Regions from separate parts of the Homo sapiens genome. Here all the other regions are linked to region 3. Evidence: read pairs that join two places in POLR2A ChIA-PET (ENCODE). Cell type or tissue: A673. All regions are shown on one strand. Region 1 overlaps B3GALT9 (beta-1,3-galactosyltransferase 9). Region 2 overlaps RAB14 (RAB14, member RAS oncogene family). Region 3 has its middle 16 kb from the start of PHF19.

Region 1 (2,500 bases), 90 kb before region 3:
CCAGCCTGGGCAACAGTCTGAGACTCTATCTCAAAAAACAAAATAAAATAAAATAAATAAAGTGATTTGCTTTCATGCTATTGTGTTGTTTGAGTCCCTTATCTATTTGGATATTAACCCCAGAACAGATATATGGCTTGCAAATATTTTCTCCCATTCCATAGCTTATCTCTTCACTGATTGCTGCTTTTGATATGCACAAGCTTTATAGTTTGGTATTATCTCATTTGTCTATTTTAGCTTTTGTTGCCTATACTTAAGGGGTCATAGCCAAGAAAATCTTCGCCCAGACCAATGTCATGGAGCTTCCCCCACCTATGTTTTCTTCTAGTAGTTGTACAGGTCTTACATTTAAGGTCTTACATTTAAGTCTTTAATCCGTTGTGAGTTGATTTTTGTATATAGTGTGAGATGAGGGTATACTTTTATTATTCTGCAGGTAGATATCCATCCAGTTTTCCCAGCACCATTCATTGTAAAGACTATCTTTTTCCCATTCAGTGTTCTTGGCATCTTTATCAAAAATCAATTGACTATCAATGAATGAATTTATTTCTGGGCTCTCTATTGTGTTCCATTGGTCTGTGTGTCTATTTTTATAGTGTACATGCTGTTTAGATTACTGTAGCTTTGTAACAGATGTTCAAATCCAGTAGTATGATGCCTTCGGCTTTGTTATTTTTGCTCAAGATTGTTTTGGCTGTTCAAAGATTTTTGCATTTTCATATGAATATTAGGATTTTTTTTCTATTTCCATGAAAAATATCATTGGAGTTTTACTAGAGTTTGAATTGAATCTGTATGTGGCTTCAGGTAGCAGGGACATTTTAACATTAGTCCTTCCAATCCATGAACGTGGCATATCTTTTCTGTAATTTGTGTCATCTTCAATTTCTTTCATCAACATTTTACAGTTTTTATTACACAGATTTTTTTACCTCCTTATTTAAATTTACTCCTAAGTATTTTGGGTTTTTTTTCTTTTGATGCTACTATAAAAAGGATAGTTTTCTTTTTCAGATAGTACATTGTTAGAATATGAAAATGCTACTGATTTTCATAAGTTGATTTTTTTCCCTGCAACTTTACTGAATTTGGTTGTCAGTTCTAACAGTTTTTGTTTGTTTGTTTTTTGTTTTTGTTTTTGTTTTTGAGATGGAGTCTCGCTCTGTTGCCCAGGCTGGAGTGCAGTGGCACGATCTCGGCTCACTGCAACCTCCGCCTCCCAGGTTCAAGCAATTCCCCTGTCTCAGCCTCCTGAGTAGCTGGGACTACGGGCGCCCGCCACCACACCCGGCTAATTTTTGTATTTTTAGTAGAGACGGGGTTTCACCATATTGATCAGGCTAGTCTCAACCTCCTGACCTCAGGTGATCCGCCCACCTCAGCCTCCCAAAATGCTGGGATTACAGGCGTGAGCCACTATGCCCAGTGCAGTTCTAACAGTTTTTGATGGAGTCTTTAGGGTTTTCTCTTATAAGGTCATATTGTCAGTAAACAGTGACAGTTTCACTTCTTCCTTTCCTATTTGGAAATATATATATTTTTAATTTTTATATTATATATATATATATATTCAAGACAAGATCTCGCTCTGTTGCCCAGGCTGGAATGCAATGGCATGAACACAGCTCACCGCATCCTTGACCTCCCAAGTTCAATAGATCCTCTTGCCTCAGCCCCCCGAGTAGCTGAGAATACAGGTGTGCACCACCTCGCCCAGATAATTTTTGTATTTTTTACAGAGATGGGATCTTGCCATGTTGCCCAGGGTGGTCTTGAACTCCTGGCCTCAGTGATCCTCCTGCCTCAGCTTCCCAAAGTGTTGGGATTACAGGTGTGAGCTGCCACACCTGGCCTATTTGGCTAATTTTATTTCTTTTTCTTTCCTTTTTTTTTTTTTTTTTTTGAGATGGAGTCTCACTCTGTCGCCCAGGCTGGAGTGCAATGGCGTGATCTCAGCTCATCGCAACCTCCGCCTCCTGGGTTCAAGGGATTCTCCTGCCTCAGCCTCCCGAGTAGTTGGGATTACAGGCACCCATCACCACTCCCGGCTGATTTTTGTATTTTTAATAGAGAAGAGGTTTCACCATGTTGGCCAGGCTGGTCTCGAACTCCTGACCTCAGGTGATCCGTCTGCCTCGGCCTCCCAAAGTGCTGGGATTACAGGCATTAGCCACTGCACCCAGCCAATTTTATTTCTTTTTCTTGTCTATTTGCTCTGGCTAGGACTTCCAATACTATACTGAACAGAAGTGAGAGTGAGCATCCTTGTCTTGTTTCTGATTTTAGAGGAGAAGCTTTTAACTTTATTTTTCTGTTGAGAATGATGTTAGCTATGTGTTTGTCATGTGTGACTTTTATTGTGTTGAGGTACATTCTTTTAATACTTTATTTTTGAAAGTTTTTATCAGGAAAAAATGTTGAATTTTACCATATGCCTTTTTTGCATCTATTGAGATGCTCATATAATTTTGTCCCCTTCATTCTGTTAACGTAG
Region 2 (2,500 bases), 300 kb after region 3:
TGAATATATTCCATGATCTCTAGCTGCCAGTTCTCATAGAAAATCTGTTATTCAAAGTATATAGTTCTTTCCCAATGAGAACTGAAAAGAACTCCTTAGTCAGACTTTTATTGTGTTACATCATATTATTCATAAATCACCACTTAGATGTCAAAAAAGTCATATATATCAAAATAGCCCCTTTCCCCCCAATGTTTTAGAATTTTCTAAGTAAACAATGATAAAATACAATTTTTAAAAAGCACAAGCCTTATCTGTGTTTGATATTCGTATTATTGGCATATCTTGACTTTATACAACAGGTATGTTTTACTACTTCATGCATAAACCTTAAACAAGTCCGAACATTTCTACTGACTTTGATGAACTTTAAAATTTCAAAGCTGACACAGAGAGTGAAGTACACAGAAAAGCCTAGTACCAAAATCATATAAACCATATTACTTACATGTACTATAACTTCTGCCAATGATTCTGGTAATTGTTATTAATTTAATATTCACTATAATTATAATTTTAAATCTATAAATAAATATTATTCAAATATTAATTGGTGGTACTAGTACTAAAAAAAAAGTGCTAAAATACTAGATATGTCAAAATGTTATGGCAAAACAACTGTCACGACAAGCTACGCTGTCAATTTAGAAAAGCACCCTGTAACAATGAGAGTTAATGACAAAAATAAAAAGGGACTTTTACGTTTGTAAAATGTCAAAGAATAACAGAAAAAAATTGCTGTCATGACTGCAACACCAAAGTCACTATAAAGTATCACTTTAGCGCCTGACTAAAGCCTCGGGTACTCTTTTCCAGTAACAGTTTTTATTACAATATAATGAACATATCATAAAGCTTATTCTTTTAAAGTACGTAATTTAGTTGTTTTAAGGATAGTTACAAACCTGTGCACTGATCACCACTATCTAATTCTAGAACATTTTCATCACCCCAGAGAGAAACTCTGAACTCACTTAGAAGTCACTCACTCCCATCCTCTGGCAATCCACTTTCTTTCTCTATAAATTTACCAGAATATAAATTCTCGATATTTCATAAATGAAATCATACAGTATGTGTCTCTTAGTGTCTGGTTTCTTCCACTTAGCATAATGTTTTCAAGTTTCATCTATGTTGTGGCCTGTATCAGTATTTCCTTCTTCCTTATAGCTGAGTAACATTTCATTGTATGGATATATCACAGTGTTTATCCATTCATCAGTTGATGCATGTTCTGGTTGTTCCCAGCTGAAGTACTTTTTTTGATGACTTGAATAGACACAGATTTTACCAAAAGTATTAACTATGCTTAAAAGATATGCTTAAAAGCAAAAACAATATTCTTAGCACACATCACCATACTTAAATTTTATTGAGTTTTTAATTATGTGAAGTCTTCAGAAATGCATTCCTTATAAAATCAGACAGTTCTGCGTAGGCGGCCAGGTTTATTAACAGTCTTCCCATAATACTCTTGATCATATCACAGATTGCCTGGCTATAATGAAGGGCATTAAGGCTTGTTTCCCTTTGAGGCCACCCAATTCTAGAATTTACTGAAAACTTTAGGCACTATAATTATAATTAGTCAATATCTTTATTCTAAGGCAGCATTTCCCAAAGTGTGTTCCTCAATAAAATAAGCTTAGGAAACACCAAATTAAATAAAGTCATACAGCAAAGAATTTCTTACTGCAGAACTTCCCAGAGTCTTAATATGCTAACGCACATTATGACACATCAAGAGGAAACCTTTTAAGGCATTTTCCGAAAGGAAATATGCTTTAAACTCTAATTATCACTTGGTCCCACTCGCCCATCTTTACCCCCAAGAAACAGAGTCACATTGCTTTTGACTGGCACTTTACATCAACATGAAAGGTGATCCAGTTCATTTTCTAGCTTACAGTAGACAAACAGTGCAGGGTCTAATCAAGTGGCACAGTTTTCCATGTTCTCCAAAGTCAAACCTTTATGTACAGTAGTTTTATTACTTTACATCAAGTGCTTTGGAATTCCAGAAACAGTCATGTTGAAATAAATTTAAACCTACTGCATGTAGTATTTGAAGTCATTTCTATCCATTTTAAGAGAAAAAAAAATTAGTAAATAAATACTCAAACACCTTCAGATGCAAGCATAAAGTTTTTTATAATCTACCATGCTGGACTAGCAAAACTCTTTGCTTGGCCTTCTTTTGAGAGGTGTAAACTTTAACACTAGAGACTAAATAGAGTAAGTCCCAAGAGTGAGTTGCTTGCTTTCTACTTAAAAGAACATTTTATATAAAATATTATTTCTCCTCAAATCATTCAACTGAAGCTGCTTTTCAGAACTGTATTCTTCTATTAGCTTCACCCAATAACTAACTCCCTAAATTTTTCTTCAGTCATAAAAACTTTTGGAAAATATCAATGTGTTATATCAAGTTTTACATGGCAACTTAAGAAACCATAAAAAACAAGTAAGTTCATTCACAGTCATACAATTACAAACTAAA
Region 3 (2,500 bases):
TCAAGGTGCAGCCCAGGTGGAGCGCCACCATAATTTACAGCACACGACTCAAGACCCACCCAGCCACTTAGAGGAGCTGCACTCCAGGCACCTCGGGGAGTATAACCTTGAACTCGGAACCCCACTATATTTGCCATATTTGTTGTGTTGAAAGAAAACTAGTCATCTGTTTATCTGAGTCAGTAGCATTGAGCAGCTGTATAGTCCCCCACAGGCCCCACCCAGTCTTCCGTGCTTGTTAGGAGAGACGGAAGCATCACAGTCACCTGGTAGAAGGATGCCTGTCTGAGCCCCACCCCAAATCCAAGGAGCCAGACCAGGGACCCTGTGCTATAAACAAGTCTCCTGGTGATCCTTCTGCACACAAATGTGCCAGGGCTCAAAACATCCTAAAACAGGCTGCAAACCCCTGACGCCTTGCAGAGCCAGGTAGGAAAGTTCAAAGCAAAGAAAGGCCTCCAGGGGACCATGCGGGGACTGGAAAACGACTGGCTCTAGCAAATTCTTGTCCTTTGGGAATGTGGGCCCCATGTTGTCAAGTCCCTCTTTTTTAAAAAGAGAATGCCAAAAATCTGAATTTTTAAAAAGGTGAAACTTGTTTAAAGCTGACAACTAATTCAAGCCATTTAAGTACACAGCTCAGACCAAACAAAACTTACCTGGGACCTGAATTTAGCATCTATTACCAATGTTTGCGGCAAACCCCACACGTGGATGAAGCTAGAGGGTGGTGTGCTTGCCTGGCCTTGTCTCGGCTCTCTCTTTTTTGAGCTGTTTTCCTGCTATGGGACTTGGGCCAGCACGGAGTAGGAGTGGGGAGGCGGTGGGGAGCGGGTACAGGAAACGGCCCCTGAGACTTGTGCCGTACGTGCAATTGGGAGGCTGTTTGGGGACATTGTTCCTCACGTTTAACAGTGTTCTCTTCATGCCAACTCTCTAAAAAAATACCTCTCAGGTCTCAGGGCCTAATAGAGTTTTGATTTGCCTCAGCAATGGTGTGCCAGTGTCTTATGGACACTGAATTGCGTGGGATCAAGTTTTAGCTGCTAGAAAGGTCAGAGGGCAATTTGTGGCCTGTCCCCATGGCATATAGGACCTCAAGGTCCACACTTGTATACCTGTCATTCCTGGGTGCTTCTGACCTTTCCAACTTCTGTTTTTCGTTTGATGCTTGTCACATGACCACTCCTGTAAAATTTTATGCTTGTATATCAAATAAAGAAGTTAAGTGCTTTCTGAAATAAGGCATGCTATAAATAAATAAGCCCATAAAAATAGTAAGTGCTGAAAAAAAGGGTTATTGAATACATGACTACTTGAATGATTCATTTTGTGGTTGCACACAGGGCCTTGCACAGAGCAGGTGTTCAGGAAATGAGGGCAGGATGGTAGAGTGGAAAGCAGCAGTTTAGAGATGGAAAGACAATAGCCCTGCCATTTCCTAGCGACTGGGACCTTAGCCAAGCTGACTAACCTCTCTTAGCCTCAGTTTCCTCGTCTGTACAATGGGGACAATCTCAGTGCCACCTTATCAGAGTTGCTGGGAGGATTGAGTAAGATGATGTAAAGTGCCTAGCATGTAACAGGCACTTAATAAGTGGCAGCTGTGATTATTTCAACACCAGAAATACCCTCATCTATGAATGTCATTGTTAAATGACTTAGTAAAGGCAGTAATGTGTGCAACATGAGTGAGGACGCTCTCCCTTTGCTCAAGCCAGCTAGAGTGTGACAGAGAAACCACATGGATTCACTGGGTCAATAAAATGGGGAGGCCTTCCAGAAGCTCTCGATTCCCTCAGCTCCTTGTCCCAGGTCTCTGCTCCCCTCCACACCAGGGCCCCTCTGATTATAGCAGTGATGGCAGGTGGCTCCCTGTCTGAGTGTGGCTGCCCCATCACTCCCCTCTCAGCATGCTTATGTGCTAAAGACCCTGTCCTGTCTGCCCCCGTCATCCAATCTCTAGCCCTAGCCCTGTACATTCCCTTTCTGGAAGCCTCTGGCAGTTTTCTGCAAGCTTCCCAGCCCTGACTGATCCCTCTCCTGGTCATCACTTAAGTGAGCAAATTCATCTTTGAACGGTTCCTTGACCTTTTGCTTGACAGATGCACGCATGCTTTAGAAAGCACACGTCATGCAGTGCACAGGAGGTGCACTCAGAGATGACTGAATGTAGTGTCTGGGGCTCACTCCCTCTGAGGGTTGGACACCAGGCAGACAGTCAGGAAAGCAACTCTCTAATACTGTTACGAGGGAGAAAATACATCATATAGATCCCTGCGATGGAAGGTGGTCTATGGTGAGTTGTAGGTTTCCCTAAGGGCCTAAAATTTATTCATAAGAGGCACTGTTGCATAGGGCAGTGGTTCTCAAAGTGTAGCTCCAGACCTGGAGCATCAGCCTAGACTGGGAGCTCTTATAAATGCAAAATCTCCAGCCTCACTCCAGAACTACTGACTCAAACCATGTGGGGCCCACCCAGCGCTCCCAGTTTTCACAA

Evidence for each region. Peaks named below come from ENCODE experiments on the same cell type or tissue, not always from the same donor. Only the 100,000 strongest peaks of a DNase experiment are listed, where the experiment ranks them.
Region 1: POLR2A ChIA-PET joins it to region 3 with 6 read pairs; 11 of 35 experiments call an interaction of 5 or more read pairs at or near these places.
Region 2: POLR2A ChIA-PET joins it to region 3 with 7 read pairs; 4 of 35 experiments call an interaction of 5 or more read pairs at or near these places.

What each region holds. Positions count from the first base shown.
Region 1 is chr9:120,801,708-120,804,207 of GRCh38, forward strand. It overlaps B3GALT9 (beta-1,3-galactosyltransferase 9), which reads left to right. Exons shown (of 3, transcript NM_001386823.1): 3 at 1-80. Among named protein-coding and RNA genes, the nearest start is that of B3GALT9, 9.5 kb to the left of the region's middle. In A673, no CTCF peak of the experiment used is centred here; no DNase peak of the experiment used is centred here.
Region 2 is chr9:121,187,974-121,190,473 of GRCh38, forward strand. All of the region lies in intron 4 of RAB14 (RAB14, member RAS oncogene family), which reads right to left. Among named protein-coding and RNA genes, the nearest start is that of RAB14, 13 kb to the right of the region's middle. In A673, no CTCF peak of the experiment used is centred here; no DNase peak of the experiment used is centred here; H3K27ac peaks cover 527 bases.
Region 3 is chr9:120,891,530-120,894,029 of GRCh38, forward strand. It overlaps a transcript of PHF19 not described here. Among named protein-coding and RNA genes, the nearest start is that of PHF19, 16 kb to the left of the region's middle. RefSeq lists an enhancer at 1,092-1,311. In A673, no CTCF peak of the experiment used is centred here; a DNase peak (open chromatin) is centred at 1,412.